Linked DNA regions of Homo sapiens: region 1 is linked to region 2. A link is a contact called in ENCODE Hi-C data. All regions are on one chromosome and are shown on one strand. Each heading gives the region's core, a stretch centred on a gene start or an enhancer-like site at or near the end of the contact. The rest is flanking DNA. Distances are from core to core; before and after follow the strand shown. Region 1 holds the start of KRTAP4-6 (keratin associated protein 4-6). Region 2 holds the start of KRTAP9-4 (keratin associated protein 9-4).

Region 1 (5,062 bases), core at 169-2,668, 110 kb before region 2:
GGAAACGGAAAAATAAAGCAAATAAGAGAGGAGTGAGATTGTAGGGAAAGATACACTTTCAAAAATATTTAAGAAAATTTAGCTGTGGGATATAACCCTTCTCCATATTCATAAAAAAACTTAACTTAAAATCTTTATTTTTTTCAATACTTTTGGAAACATCCATGTATTGCCTTTTTTTTAGGTCATTACATGTTGCAATTTTCTTGAAGGTGAGAGCAAGAATAGGATTCGTTCAGTTGTGTTTTGGGTGGAATTTCTCAGGAACTAAGGACAATCATTACAAAGCAACACAAAAAGAACATTGTATTTCTATGCGACAAAAGTGGAGTTTTATTCAGAAGCAGCAAAAATAAGATACAGAAACATTGCTGTAAAAGGAAATACAGGGTGAAACAATCAGACTTTCAAATCTGAGAGTGAGACAACCTTGCCCCGAGTTACCCTGCAAGAATTTCCATGTTTGGGACAGAAGAACTTGGTATCCATAAATACAAATATAAGGTATAAAATTTGGTAAATTCTATTAATTTCTTTCTGTAAATAATATCTAATTTCACACTTGGGTCAACATGGGGAACATATATTCTAGATGTATAGCCAGGACATATATCCTAGATATATGTCCAGGATATGGAAACACAGTTGGTGGGAATGGCCTCTTCTGAGTTGTTTATGAGATGCACAAGGTCTGCTTCTGTGAGGAGTGAGCTGAAGGGGAGGAGATAGTTTCAGGCAAGGAGCTCAGCAGCAAGAGGAGGCACAGCACAAGGGACGGGGGCAGGTGGAAATGACACAGGTTGGGCGATAGCAAGTGGTGTGGCAGGAGACTCGGCCACAGACTGGACGCAGGCAGCAGCAGGGGCGGCAGCAGCACGGGCGGCAGCAGCTGGATTCACAGCAAGAGGGGCGGCAGCAGCTGGAGATGCAGCAGCTGGGACGGCAGCAGGTTGGCTGGCAGCACACAGACTGGCAGCACTGGGACCTGCAGCACCTGGACACACAGCAGCTGGGGCGACAGCAGCTGGAGATGCTGCAGCTGGGACGGCAGCAAGTGGGCTGGCAGCACACAGACTGGCAGCACTGGGGTCTGCAGCAGCTGGATACACAGCAGCTAGGGCGGCAGCAGGTGGTCCTGCAGCAGGTGGTCTGACAGCAGCTGGGACAGCAGCTGGGACGGCAGCAGGTGGGCTGGCAGCACACAGACTGGCAGCACTGGGGTCTGCAGCAGCTGGACACACAGCAGCTGGGGCGGCAGCAGGTGGTCCTGCAGCAGGTGGTCTGACAGCAGCTGGGGCGGCAGCAGGTCTCCAGGCCACAGCCCTGGTCAGAGCAGACGGAACCACAACAGGAGCTGACCATGGTGTCAGAGGGTAAAGGTTCTGGGTGGGTTTCCAAGAGAGTGAGTTTCGTGAGTTTGGGAGTCTCCTTGCTGCATGTCCCCTTTTATACCCAGCTGAGGAGCCTTTGTGATTATGAGAAGATTGTTTCCTTGTTTTTGTTTATATGACACAAATGCAATTACTAAATTATATTGTGTTTTTCTAGTAAAAAATCCCAATATATAGAAAATGATTATTTCCCTTTTCTCACCCTGGTGTTCCCACATGAGTCACCTCTTGTTTTCCTTTCCTTGGTTTCAGTGTCACATGACTTCAGTCTCTGGGTATCATGTGACATGGGAGGGCCACTGTCACTTGTCTGTTTCTCATCATGATATCGTTTTGGGAGAGCTTCTGATTGGGCTAAGATCTCTAGTGGAGAAATGCATGTGTCAATCAGCTGGAATGCTGACAGGAAAAAAAGAAAATATGCTCCTGTTTTTGAGTGTGAGAAATAAGGAAGCTTATGATTCATTGTATGTATTCTGGGTGGCCATTGAGCTAACTAAATTCCTAGGTCATTGCAAGCTGTGTTAATTCTCATCACTCTGGTGCACCTTGAAACAGTTAGTAGTGACTCACTGTTTCTAAGGAACAAAGCATCATCTGGGCTTGAGCTGCGTCTGTCTTCAAAAGTGTCCTACAGGCTGAAGTAGAGTAATGTGGATCATAGTTTTTGATCTGCCTTTTGAAATATCAAATGTGTAATGGTTATGCTTTATTGACATTTTGTTAAAATCTTTTTCATACATTTTGAGCTAAAACATCTAGCAGGGTTTTTTTTTAGTATCACTTATTTCTAAGATTTTTTAAGAAGCATTGAGAGGAATATAAAAGATATATTCTTTAACTTACAGGTACTTATGTAACTGTGGACCTCAATTTTAAAAATCACCCACTTTCTCTTCCTTTCCTCCCCTCTCACCTCTTCATTCCTTCCCTCTGCACACTCCCTTCTGGCAATACTATCTAATATCTTATCTAATTATATTCTTGCTTAAGAAATTCCAGAGGCTAATCTTGAAACAAACCAGGCACAGAGCCCTGAGGAATCCTCTCACTTAGGGGGAATCTTGAACAATTAATCCACCACCATTGGGCTGAAGTCAAAATAATGCCTCCCAAACCTCTGGACACCCAAGATAGCCATTGGAACAAGACATGCAGACTCAGCACCCTGCACCACCCCTGCATGTCTCCCATGCCAAGTTTCCCTTTCAAAACCCTATGGCAAATTTTAAAATTTAAGATGGCACTTTAGAATGCTAGTTCACTAGCTAAAGGATGTCAGTGAGATATATCTTGGGGTGAAATGTTTTTATTTCCTTCACTTAGCATTCTTCTAGTTATTCATTACCAGTTAGTTCAAATGCCATTTTTCTCCAATATCTTTCTTGGCCTCACACAAAGCAAGGTTATCCTCTGGTTTACTGGCTCTCCAACTAGAACTAACTTTCCTTTCACCAGCCCTTGCCTCTTATGTGTTGGCTTTCCAGCAGCAAGCAGCTGAACCTGGGTCCAGTTACATTTACACAGAAATTGCATTCATAACAAGTTTTTATTTTATTTATTTATGTATTTATTTTTTGAGATGGAGTTTCACTCTTATTGCCCAGGCTGGAGTGCAGTGGCACCATCTCAGCTCACTGCAACCTCTGCTTTCCAGGTTCAAGTAATTCTTCCGCCTCAGCCTCCCAAGTAGCTGGGATTACAGCCATGTGTCACCACGCCCGTCTAATTTTGTATTTTTAGTAGAGATGGGGTTTCACCATGTTGTCCAGGCTGATTTCAAACTCCTGACCTCAGGTGATCCACCCACCTTGGCCTCCCAAAGTGCTGGGATTATAGGAGAGAGCCACTGTGCCCGGCCCATAAAGAGTTTTTAAATAAAATCCTCACATGATCATGGTTCTAAATAAAGGGTCTTCTTTAGTGCCGTGGACATTCAGGGAAAAGCAATTATTCAAGGAAAGAACAAATTACCTTCACAATATTTTCTCTTCCTGGGAATGAAGGGATGTCTCTTGTGAACTTATGTGGGGCCTGAGGAACCTGGAGATCTCTGCCCTAGTGGAGTTTGTATTCTAGAAGGAGCTGATAGACACATGAATTTCCAATGGAGAATGAGATGATAGAGCCCATGTGTAAATAAGGCACCACAGAAGTGCAATGGAGGAAGGATTTTCCTCACTGAAAAATCACTGACTTGAGGCGGATTGATTAGTAGGAGAAAAGGCATACACATTTATCTAACAAGTATACCCAAGAGCCTTCAGAATGAAAACTCAACCCCTCAATAAGGTACAGAAGCTTATACAACATCTTGAGGTCCCAGAAAGAATGAGGGCTCAGAGCATGGCCAAAAACAGGAAACAGGTTTTAGTGGCAAGGCAGGTGTATTGGTCCATTCTCATGCTACTATGAAGAAATACCCAAGACTGGGTAATTTACAAAGGAAAGAGGTTTAATTGACTCACAGTTCACCATGGCTGGGGAAGCCTCAGGAAACTTACAATCATGGCAGAAGGGGAGGCAAACACATCCTTCTTCACATCGTGGGAGCAAGGAGAAGTGCAGAGGAGAAGGAAGATAAGCCCCTTATAAAACCCTTAAATCTCATGAGAACTCACTATCACATGAAGGTAACCGACCCCATGATTAAATTGCCTCCCCCTGTGTCCTTCCCATGACACGTGGGGATTATGAGAACTACAATTCAAGATGAGATTTGGGTGGGGACACAAAGCCTAACCATATCAACAGGTTATGGGAGGGAGAAAGAAAGAGGCTTGGCCAGCAAAGGGGGTCTTGTTATGTGGATGAAATCTCACAGGTAGCAACTCTCAGAGAAAAGAGATGGTAAATGATTTTTTTCAGAACTCTAAGGGTGTCAGACAGTCAGTTATTCTCTTCTAGATCCAGGAAAGGCCTATAATGAGAAGGCCTGACTGCATTAATGGAGATTCTCTACAGATGCAAATTTCCTTCACAAAAGACAGCTTTGCAGGGCCACTTTAGTCTGCTGGTCATGTGGCAGCCATCTTAAAATATGTCAAAAAATATATTTTGGGGTAAAATATTTTTTATTTTCTTAATTTAGCATTCTTCTATTTGTTTTTTACTGTCCAAATGCCATTTTTCTCCAATATCTTTCTTGTTCTCACACAAAGCAAGGTCCTTCCTCCACTGCACATCTGTTGTGCCTTATATATGCACAGCCTCTACCATCTGATTCTCTCTCAGAAATTCATTTGTCTATTGGCACCTTCTAAAATACAAACTCCATTAGGGCATAGACTATGATCTATTCATCTTTATATAACAGAACCTGAAACATATGTTTAATGGATGAAGATTTTGTCAAGGCTTTCAAGGGTCACACTGACCTTTGAGAATACAAACCATTCAAATAGGTGGAGAGAAAGGGGATATAAAAGGAGCACATAATTGAGATTGGGCATGACCCTGGCTTGTGATGGTGAAAGTGATATGCTGAAAGGTCTGTTTTGAGAAGTAATGAGAGAAGTTGGGATTGATAGCATGAGGGAGAAATTGTGGGTACCCTCAAATCCTGGAAGAAATGGTAGGGAGCTATGAAAAGCCTTCAGGAAGGAATGTTAGGTGATATTGTAACCGCCCAGTGGGTTCATTTTTCTTGCTGTTATAATTTTGGCAAAAGT
Region 2 (4,834 bases), core at 40-2,539:
CAGTAAATCTCCTGAGCTATAGATATATTCTGCTACACTATATGGCTTGAGGGTAATTATCCCTCACCAAATAGTAACTACTTTCTCTGTCTGCTGCTTTGCTTATATGAAGAGTCCAAAATGACTAGGCGATAAAGATTACTTTTGTTTATGCCAAAGAAATAGAGAAGCAAATACTATACTTTTTATTCACATGAAAACTTTAAAAAACCAAAAATTACCTACAGGATTACAACTGATAGAGTGATTAGCTGTCTTTGGGAATGAGTAAGAGCATATAATTGGGAGAGAATGGAATTAATTTCTATTTCCTAACATAGATGTAATGGGGACACAGATGTATTTACAATATAATACTATATCAAGTTGAAAATTAATAATTTGCATTCTTCTCAAATGAATGGTATACCTAGAAAATGTTTTAAACATGTTAGAACTCCATGATGAATCAGGCATCATCTCAACTCATCTAATTCCTTCATTAAAAAGAAATAGAGAGAGAGAGAGAAGACATGCTGCTTACTGTGCTAGTAACCGGGTTGCGACTAGAGCCACAGCACATGCTGGTTGGCCTGAATCTCAAGCATTTATGCCATAGAGAGTCCTACATTCTCATTCTGGAATCGCCACGCTCACAGACAAGTCAGAATGAATGGTCACTCAGGGCATAGATTACTTGATGCTGTCTAAATCCCAGTGGATTTATCTGCATCCACCTGCTCTCGATCTGCTCTGCCACATGGAACACACTGTGACAAACACCCTCTTCCCAAGTGATGTTCAAAGAACTGAAAGACAGGTGGTGTGGGTTGCACAGAGAGATGCCTGCTAGTCTTGAGTCAGAATTTGGTGGGTGACTAGTCTTGGGCCCAGGCATGGATTCATTTTGTCACTGTAAATATATCAGCATCATGCTTCTCCCCACAGACACTTCCCAGTCTACATACAGCCAAACATGAGGCTGGCCAGAGAGAACTTCCTGAGCCTCCCAGATCAACAGGAACTATCACATGACCAGATGATGGTCAGAACAGGAATGATGCTGATGATGAGATTGCCTTCCTTTTATCTGAAACAAAGTGTCTATGAGTAATTCACAATTAAGAAACAGATTAAACCTTAATCTGTTTAACCTTAAGGAAACAACTACCCTTTGAGAATCACAAACGGACTGGGAAAACAATGTAAACGGAAACAAGGAAAAGTCCTGCTGATTGGTGGAAACTTTGGAGGCCAGGTGTATAAAAGGTCCAGATTGCAAGGGGTCATCAGATTCTGGGAAACTCACCTCTGAACAGAAGCCCACCCTCTACCCCTGACACCATGACCCACTGTTGCTCCCCTTGCTGTCAGCCTACATGCTGCAGGACCACCTGCTGCAGGACCACCTGCTGGAAGCCCACCACTGTGACCACCTGCAGCAGCACACCCTGCTGCCAGCCCTCCTGCTGTGTTTCCAGCTGCTGCCAGCCTTGCTGCCGCCCAACTTGCTGTCAAAACACCTGCTGCCAGCCCACCTGTGTGACCAGCTGCTGCCAGCCTTCCTGCTGCAGCACACCCTGCTGCCAGCCCACCTGCTGTGGGTCCAGCTGTGACCAGAGCAGCTCCTGTGCACCTGTGTACTGCAGAAGAACCTGCTACTACCCCACAACTGTCTGCCTGCCTGGTTGCCTAAACCAGAGCTGTGGCTCCAACTGCTGCCAGCCCTGCTGCCGCCCAGCCTGCTGTGAGACCACTTGCTTCCAGCCCACCTGTGTGTCCAGCTGCTGTCAGCCTTTTTGCTGCTGATCAAGTCCCAAGAGAACCACCATCCTCACACAACAACTTTCTGCTCAACTGACTTATCTTTTGGGGGACTAATTTAATTTGCTGCTGACAGCCACCATGCTCTCACCCAAATTTTTATGAATTCTCTACCTGTTTAAAATCTTGGGAATCTACTTGAGGGAGGGCAGAATACTTCATCCTGATTCTCTTTTTCCTTACACTTTGTGGATCATGTGCCAGCTTCGTGTGTTCTCAATTTTGAGTCATGGTCTCAGCTTTGACTCAAAAGTCAAGAGCTTCATTCTCTGCTTCTAAGGAATTTAGGTTTCTGCAACTGATCAATAATCTTTGCAATCATATTTTTGTTTTCAATATCCTCCTCATGGTTCTTGTATCCTTCTTTCTTCTTTTCATAACTTTGGGTTATGTTTCTGCTACCAGCAGAGATTCTTAGCTATATGTTTCTGAATAAACTCTGAACCATCCTCATCTCATATGGTGTTTTGTTTTATATGAAAGCATTCCTGATATGAGATTTACACACATATCACATACCATAGGTATTATCCAATTTGATTCTCAAAACAGATGGTCGTGTGTTATTACCTCCATTTTTTCAGCTGAGAACAATTTAATGTGTGATGTTATGTAGCTAGTAAAGGGCAGACTCTTGTCCAAGCTGAGGTCCTCTCTTTCTGCCCAAGGACACTTACATTTAACTCTCAATATAGTAGAAATGACATTGGAAGTAAGTATTAGCAAGTCATATACTTGAGTTTTTTTAACAATAGGACAAATAATCTCTTATATTTGCAGATAACGTTTTTGTTTACAAAAAATTCCCAATTTCCCACACCTCAGTGAGAAACAGCTGCGTGATATGGCAGCAGGGACTGCATTTAATGGCTGCCCTGAATGCAGGGAGCTCTTTTTGTCTCAGCCTCTGACCAGCCACTCATTCAATTCATCTACATCAAAAAAAGCTTGGGAATTTATTGTGGACTCATGAGAGAGAGTCTCATCTGAAGAAACTTGTTGTCAATATCATGTAAATAAAATACTTATACAGCCTTCATCTCCTGAATACCTATTGATGAAGTAAATGAAACTAAGTTATTTCTTGTAAAATGCAGACCATACATTTTGCCACATTAAGACAATTTGTCCCCTAATTGTAATGTTATGAGGGAAATTATGTAAGAACAAAGCTGAGAATTGAGAAACTACACAATGGGCATGTAAGACTTGGCACAATCCATAATCTCTGAGCCAAGTAAGGGAATGAAACAGCCTTCTGCATTTTGTGAGGCCAATAGGAAGCATTCAAAGAAATGAAAAACTTGTGTTTCCAGGGAAATCAGAAGAATGTAAGAAAGGAGCAAAGTAGAACTTGTGCATTCATAGAAGTCATAATAGACAGAGGTTAGTGCTTTGGGTCCTGAACCGATGTAAGCTAAGCATTCACCCATGGAAAGATTGATTGATACAGGCTCTGAGAGAAATATAAAAGTTGGGGACCTGGGTCACCTTCTTCGGACCTCCTACCAGCACTGGAGTGCTAGAATTACCTCTGATCAGCTAAAAATGTAGATTTCCATGACAGATGCCAACTTCTGAGACTGTGAATCTAGAATGCTCTGAAGACTTGGCTAAGAGACAACGGCCACTTACTGTGATCATCGTTCAGGGTTGAAGTAAAGGAGATGAAAACTAGGACATTCTCTTTGACTAGCATCATTTATGAAAGATGAATAAGTTCAGCATGTCTACTGTACAGTAATGTGACTATAGTTAATAACACTTTATCATATACCTGAAATTTACCAAGAAGGTAGATCTTAAATGTTCACACCACAAAAATTAAAAGGAAATGGTAGCTTCGTGACCTAATAAACATATTATTCACAAGGAATATATATATCAGAACATCACCTTGTATACCTGAAATAGATACAACTTTTATTTGTCAATTATACCTCAATACAGCTAGGAAAAAAAGTATTTAGTTGATCTAGTTAATTATTACAAAAATATTCCTATCTTCAACATTAAAATTGGTAATTTTCTGAACAAGAAACACTAATATGTTCTGGATTGCCTGCTATAGGATGGGTATTTGCTAAACACTTTGTGTACATTATTATTAACTCTTTAACAAACTTTCAGAATAGGTATTAATATTCCCAGCGTAGAGATAAGAAAATTGAGGCTGAGGGAGTTAACATAATGTCATAGATTAGTTTCTCCCGAAAAGACTTTGAAGAAAAGATTCCAGTGAAACTAGTTTACTGGGAAGTGCAGATCACACCGGTAGGAATTGGGGAAGTGATACAGAAAAGGGTACACTATAAAGTCAGTATCACAGTCACCAACTAAAGCTTAAACTAAAGGGAAAACTATCAGAAATGATGAAAAACACACAGCTAGAATTATCCTACTTCAGGAATGAGGAAGCTAGAGTCTTTATAAATCAGCTCTCCAGAATCATTGGTTGAGTGTTTTTCTCTGTGTTGCATTCACAGGTGGCATGACTTTCTACAGCTGCAATACAAGAGCCCTTGGCCACAGAGATGCGGACTCTGACAGATGGAAATTAATCCAAGCACACTAACATGCAAGATATATGGGCGCACTTACGAAAACTTGTCTGAGATCTACAATTAGCTCCACTCAAGTCAAATCTTTGCTGTTTAAATGTGATGGAGAGCCACAAGCTCTAAAAGAAGGAAGAAGCAGAGGAGAGGAAGAGAAGGAACAGAAGATGAGAGGAGGAAAGAGAAAAGAAACAAAAAAGAAAAAGAGAAGGGAGGAAGAAAGGAAGGAAAAGGAAAGGGAAGGGAAGGGATAAAGGAACCAAAAAAAAACATGAAGGAAGGAAGGAGAAGGGGTGATTGAAGAAAAAGAAAGAAAGAAAAATGAAGAAGGAAACGAAAAGCTGGGGGAGGAAGTGAGATATAAAATGAAGGCCAATGAAATAAGCTACACTTACTGCTGCTATAATACAGTGCACCTGAGATTCATAAGCTCCATTAATTACCACCAGTCCTATTCTCCCTTCACCCCTGGC

What was found. A loop is a pair of places that touch in the nucleus more often than their neighbours do.
Region 1: a loop to region 2 is called in a map of sciatic nerve, with 5 times the contacts of the local background. The contact joins the promoter of KRTAP4-6 here to the promoter of KRTAP9-4 in region 2. A Hi-C loop is called at or near these places in 1 of 168 maps with a recorded cell type or tissue (sciatic nerve).

The regions. Positions count from the first base shown.
Region 1 is chr17:41,139,126-41,144,187 of GRCh38, forward strand. It overlaps KRTAP4-6 (keratin associated protein 4-6), which reads right to left and starts at 1,419. Exons shown (of 1, transcript NM_030976.2): 1 at 308-1,419. The coding sequence starts at 1,362. The coding sequence ends at 745. RefSeq lists an enhancer at 551-1,063.
Region 2 is chr17:41,248,398-41,253,231 of GRCh38, forward strand. It overlaps KRTAP9-4 (keratin associated protein 9-4), which reads left to right and starts at 1,290. Exons shown (of 1, transcript NM_033191.3): 1 at 1,290-2,256. The coding sequence starts at 1,324. The coding sequence ends at 1,788. RefSeq lists an enhancer at 1,017-1,571.